Regions from separate parts of the Homo sapiens genome. Here region 2 is linked to region 1. Evidence: read pairs that join two places in POLR2A ChIA-PET (ENCODE). Cell type or tissue: A673. All regions are shown on one strand.

What was found. Peaks named below come from ENCODE experiments on the same cell type or tissue, not always from the same donor. Only the 100,000 strongest peaks of a DNase experiment are listed, where the experiment ranks them.
Region 2: POLR2A ChIA-PET joins it to region 1 with 7 read pairs; 5 of 35 experiments call an interaction of 5 or more read pairs at or near these places.

What each region holds. Positions count from the first base shown.
Region 1 is chr16:58,010,044-58,012,543 of GRCh38, forward strand. It overlaps USB1 (U6 snRNA biogenesis phosphodiesterase 1), which reads left to right. Exons shown (of 7, transcript NM_024598.4): 3 at 1-69. Among named protein-coding and RNA genes, the nearest start is that of USB1, 9.9 kb to the left of the region's middle. RefSeq lists an enhancer at 2,168-2,500. In A673, no CTCF peak of the experiment used is centred here; a DNase peak (open chromatin) is centred at 1,118; H3K27ac peaks cover 368 bases.
Region 2 is chr16:57,846,022-57,848,521 of GRCh38, forward strand. It overlaps a transcript of KIFC3 not described here. Among named protein-coding and RNA genes, the nearest start is that of KIFC3, 45 kb to the left of the region's middle. RefSeq lists enhancers at 1-625, 626-1,507. In A673, no CTCF peak of the experiment used is centred here; DNase peaks (open chromatin) are centred at 590, 1,130 and 1,541; H3K4me3 peaks cover 1,079 bases; H3K27ac peaks cover 2,370 bases.

The sequences.
Region 1 (2,500 bases):
GGTTCTGCGCCACCACTGGATCCTCCCCTTCGTGCAGGCTCTGAAAGCCCGTATGACCTCCTTCCACAGGTGAGTGCTTCTTCCCTCTGCCTCTCCACTCCCTCCCCTCCATGGCTTCTCCTCCTCTCCTGAGCTACTGCGGGCATTACCCCAGCAGGCAGGCAGACCTAAAGATAGAACACGGCCCCTCTCCTGGGGCTGCCTGCTCTACTTCTCATCCTCCGTGACCTTGGGCATGCCGTGGAAGCTCTTGACACCCCTGATGCCGTATCTGCTCTGTAGGAAAAGCCAGCTGTTTTTCTGTAAGCTCTTGCTCAGTACTTCCAGCACTTCTGTGACCAGATGTGTTGAGTTTTTTTCCACACCAACAAATTATCCAACTCTCCAGACACCCACTGGGTGTCCTATAATCGAACTCAATTCTGACACTAATAACCCAGGGTTAGTGCAGACTTCATAGGTTAAGGACTCAGTCCCACAAGACTGCGCTCCTTGTCAGACACCATCTGCAGTGTTGAGCTCTCAGGTTACCCACAACATCTGTCTGATTTCACTACAAATCAGAGGTTCTGTGGACCCTCTCCTCAGGTTTGATCATTTGCTAGAATGGCTCACAGAATTCAGGCAAACAGTCCACTTACTAGGGCGCCAGTTTATTACAAAGGATATGTTACAGGATACACATGAACAGCCAGATGAAGAGATAGGTAGGGTGAGGTCTGGAAGGGTCCCGAGCATGGGAGCTTCTGACCCTGTGGAGTTGGGAGTGAGCCACCCTCCCAGCACATGGGTGCGTTCTTAATCACCAAGGGAAGCTCCTCAAACCCTGTAGTTCCAAATTTTTACGGAGGCTTCATCACATAGGCATGATGGATTATTAACTCAGTCTCTAGCTTCCCTCCCATACCGGGAGGGTAGGGGGTGGGGCTGAAAGTTCCCAGCTTCTAATCATGCCTTGCTCTTTCTGTGATCAGCCCCCATCCAGGACCTCATTGCCTCATTGGAACCAAAGATGCCCCTGTCACCCAGGAAATTCCAAAGGATTTAGGAGCTCTGCGTCAGGAGCCAGGATCACAGACCAGATAATAGAACAAAAGATGCTCCTAGCACCCCTGCTGCTTAGGAAATGACACAGGTTTTAGGATCTCTGTGTCAGGAACTGGAGGCTGAGACCAACACATATGTTATCATTTCACAGTGATAGGTCAAACAGGTCATGGTAATGGTGGGAGCTACCTCACTGGGGGCCTATGGGGGTGAAAGGAGATCATGGGTGCCCTCAGCACACCACTTGGGTGAAGGGTTAGTACCAGACCCCACTTCTGGTTTTGTCTGCCAGCCTGGGGCTTTTTTTTTCCCCTTACCTATTAGATTATTTCATAACTCTTTTCCTACCAGAAATGCATCTCCTGCTAGACTGGTCCAGATCAAAACCCTGCTCTTTCACTGAGGCTCTCCCGGTTGGCATATCCTGCAGAATCCCTCCGTCCAGAGATCAGTCGGTCCTGTGGTTGTTTCACAGGTGACTCCTCTGTCCAGAGATCAGTCGGTCCTGTGGTTGTTTCACAGGTGACACCTCCGTCCAGAGATCAGTTGGCCCTGTGGTTGTTTCACAGGTGACCCCTCCATCCAGAGATCAGTTGGTCCTGTGGTTCTTTACCCCTGGTGGTCATTTCACTCACCCTCATATGCAGTCGTTCCTGTGTCCATCTTCCTTCCTGGAGCCCACATTCCTCCAGGCCAGGACTGTGGCTTCTCTCTGAATTGCCCCACAGCTTTTTTCCAAGTGCTCTGCTCACAGTAGACATCAAATAGATGCTTGTTGAGTCATGGTGCGGGAATGAGGGAGCCTAGAGAATATCTTTCTGGATCCTCTACTGTTGATACTAGAAGGAGCCTAAGAAGCCACCCGGCTGATGGTTTTCTGACCCTGCCTTTATCAGCAGAGCCTTTTTTCAAATGAGGTGTTGCACAAAAGCCTGATGTGTGGCTGTGTAAAACAGAAATAAACAGTCTTCTAGCCAAAGCCCCATTCCCACAGTTCAGGGGGCCATAGGCCCAGGAATTCCATAGGATGTCACTGCCCAACTAGGAAACTGCTCAGTTAGCTGAACCCCTTCTGAGGGCCAGAGGAGGACAGGATTTGTCCCAATCCAGACACTCGGCCAGGGAATAAGGGCTGAAACTCATCTCTCAACCTAGTCCAGCCCTCCCCCTCTTTGGATTGTCATTATCAAGTTGATTGATTGTATATTATCAGGACTCTCTTAACCACAGGTGCCAGAAGCCCATGCCAGAAGCCCAACCCAAAGTGGCTTAAACCAAAGAGAAATTTATAGGCTGGTATAACTAAAAGATTCAGAGGTAGCACTGGCTCATGCATGAGTGGACCGGGGTGACAAGATATCAGATGGCACCTGACTGTCACCACCACAGGCAGACTGTTCACCATCTCAGCTCTGTCCCCTTCCTTTGTCACAATGACGAAGCCACCGCATCT
Region 2 (2,500 bases), 160 kb before region 1:
ATTTGACTTCCCTGCCCCTCAGGAGATGAGATGAGGGAAGAGTAGACAAGGTGAGGGGCCTGGAGACCCAACCCTTTCATGCCAAGACACTTATAAGCCTGTGCCCACTCCCTCCCCACCAGAGCAGGAAGAGGCTGGACCTCCAGGGGCTGGTGATGGCCTGGTGGAGGGAGAACTCCACCCCTCTCCCTGGGTGGGGCTGGGCAGTAGAGGACCACACCCCTGGGTCCTTTGCTGCCCAGAGAGCACTATGGGGCTCCTGGTTCCAGACCTAAAGCCAGGCCGGGAGAAGCAGACAAAGCCATGAGATACACATCTTTTCCCTACCTGTGGCCTCCCGGCTGCCTCCAACCTGGACACAGGGCTTTGCAGTCTTTCTAAATGAGAATCCTGATGGCTGAAGAAGGCGGATGGTGGAGGGTGACCTAACAGAAGAGGGCTTGCGGCAGACACTGGAATGCGATGTTCTGCTGGGAAACCCAGCCACCTGGGCGGAGATGCCTGGAAGGCGCTGTTCAGCCCAGCAGGTGCAAATTCTCATGTCAAACCCTTTAAGGAAGCTGCTCGCAGACAGCCCATCCTCCCTCCTTTCTCCCCCACTCCATCTGGTTGTTAACGAGAATGAGAAAAGCAGATTAGAAGTGTCACCCCTGCAGCTGGTTCAAGGCTGTACAACCGATCCACTTTCGTTTCATTCTGATAGGTACAATTTCTTTCCCAAACAAACACTCACGTATTGGGTTTTGAGAAACCTTCTACTTATATGAATTTCATGAGCTTGACTGTGACCTGGGATAAGTCTTTATGAGCAAAACAAAGAAATGACCTATAAAAAGAAGTGTGTTTTCCTTTGTGATTCTGTGGCATAAGAAATATATTTAGGCCTGGTGCAGTGGCCCAAGCCTGTAATCCCAACACTTCAGGAGGCCAAGGTGGGCAGACCACTTGAGGCCAGGATTTCGAGACCAGCCTAGCCAACAAGGTGAAACCCCATCTCTACTAAAAATGCAAAAATTAGCCACGTGTGCTGGCGAACACCTGTAATCTCAGCTACTCTGGGGGCTGAGGCATGAGAATCTCTTGAACACGGGAGGCGGGGGTTACAGTGAGCCAGATGGCACCACTGCATTCCAGCCTGAGGTGACAGAGCAATGAATCTGTGAAGGAAGGAGGGAAGGAAGGAAGGAAGGAAGGAAGGAAGGAAGGAAGGAAGGAAGGAAGGAAGGAAGGAAGGAAGGAAGGAAGGAAGGGAAGGGAGGGAGGGAGAGAGGGCGGGGAGGGAGGGAGGGAGGGAGAGGTGGCTCACACCTGTAATCCCAGCACTTTGGGAGGCTGAGGTGGAAGGCTTGCTTGAGCCCAGGAGTTCGAGACCAGCCTGGGCAACACAGTAAAAATCCTGTGTCTATAAACAATAAAAAGTAATTTTGAAAAAATTGTAGGACATGCAGCTGGTGTCACAGAGAATTTATTGGTGTGGGGAAGAAACAACACACATTTGGTGTTAGGAGTGTTCCATGGATAGAAAAAGATTAGAGATTCCACAAATTGATTCTGTCAATTTGTGGAATTGACACAAACACACAGGGCTGCCCAATTTTCTGTTATAAGCAGGGGAGGGGAGTCCTGAAAGAGATTTGCAGATGATATAAATGCGTAAGAGAACATTGAGACTTTTCTTTCCCTTTGGCCTTATTGTTCAAGAATATATTTTTAGATTAAGTCCAGATGCCAGATGAATTTGTGTGTGTGTGTGTGTGTGTGTGTGTGTGTGTGTGTGTGTGTGAGACCGAGTCTCACTCTGTTGCCCAGGCTGGAATGCAGTGGCACAATCTCAGCTCGCTGCAACCTCTGCCTCCGAGATTCAAGCAATTCTTGTGCCTCAGCCTCCCAAGTAGCTGGGGACACAGGCGCACCCCACCACATCTGGCTAATTTTTGTATTTTTGATAGAGATGGGGTTTCACCATGTTGGCCAGGTGTGTCTTGAAATCCTGACCTCAAGTGATCCACCTGCCGCAGCCTTCTAAAGTACTGGCATTACAGGCGTGGGCCACCATGCTTGGCCTGGATGCCAGAAGAGTTATTTGCAAAACAATTTTTAAATACTTTTAAATACTTTGTAAAGAAGCCAAAGTTTTATTGTTGTTATTTTCTGTCTAATGCCTTGAAGTTGCCATACATTTTGGAGATTCTATTAAAGCTATAAGCTCGTTTTGTTCAGATGAACATTCATTTGTTTTTATGATCAAGCAAACAGAGAGTGGTTTAACTGGCTTAAGAAGGACCACACAGAAAGCCGAAATTCAGGACCAGCATTGAGATGCCAGCATGGAGGCCCCGTGTGGTGGCTCATCCCAGAACTTTGGGAGGCCGAGGCAGGAGGATTGCTTGAGGTCAGGAGTTCCAGACCAGCCTGCACAGCATAGCCAGATCCCATCTCTACAAAAAATTCTAAAAATTAGCTGGGCGTTGTGGTGCATGCCTGTAGTCCTAGCTATTGG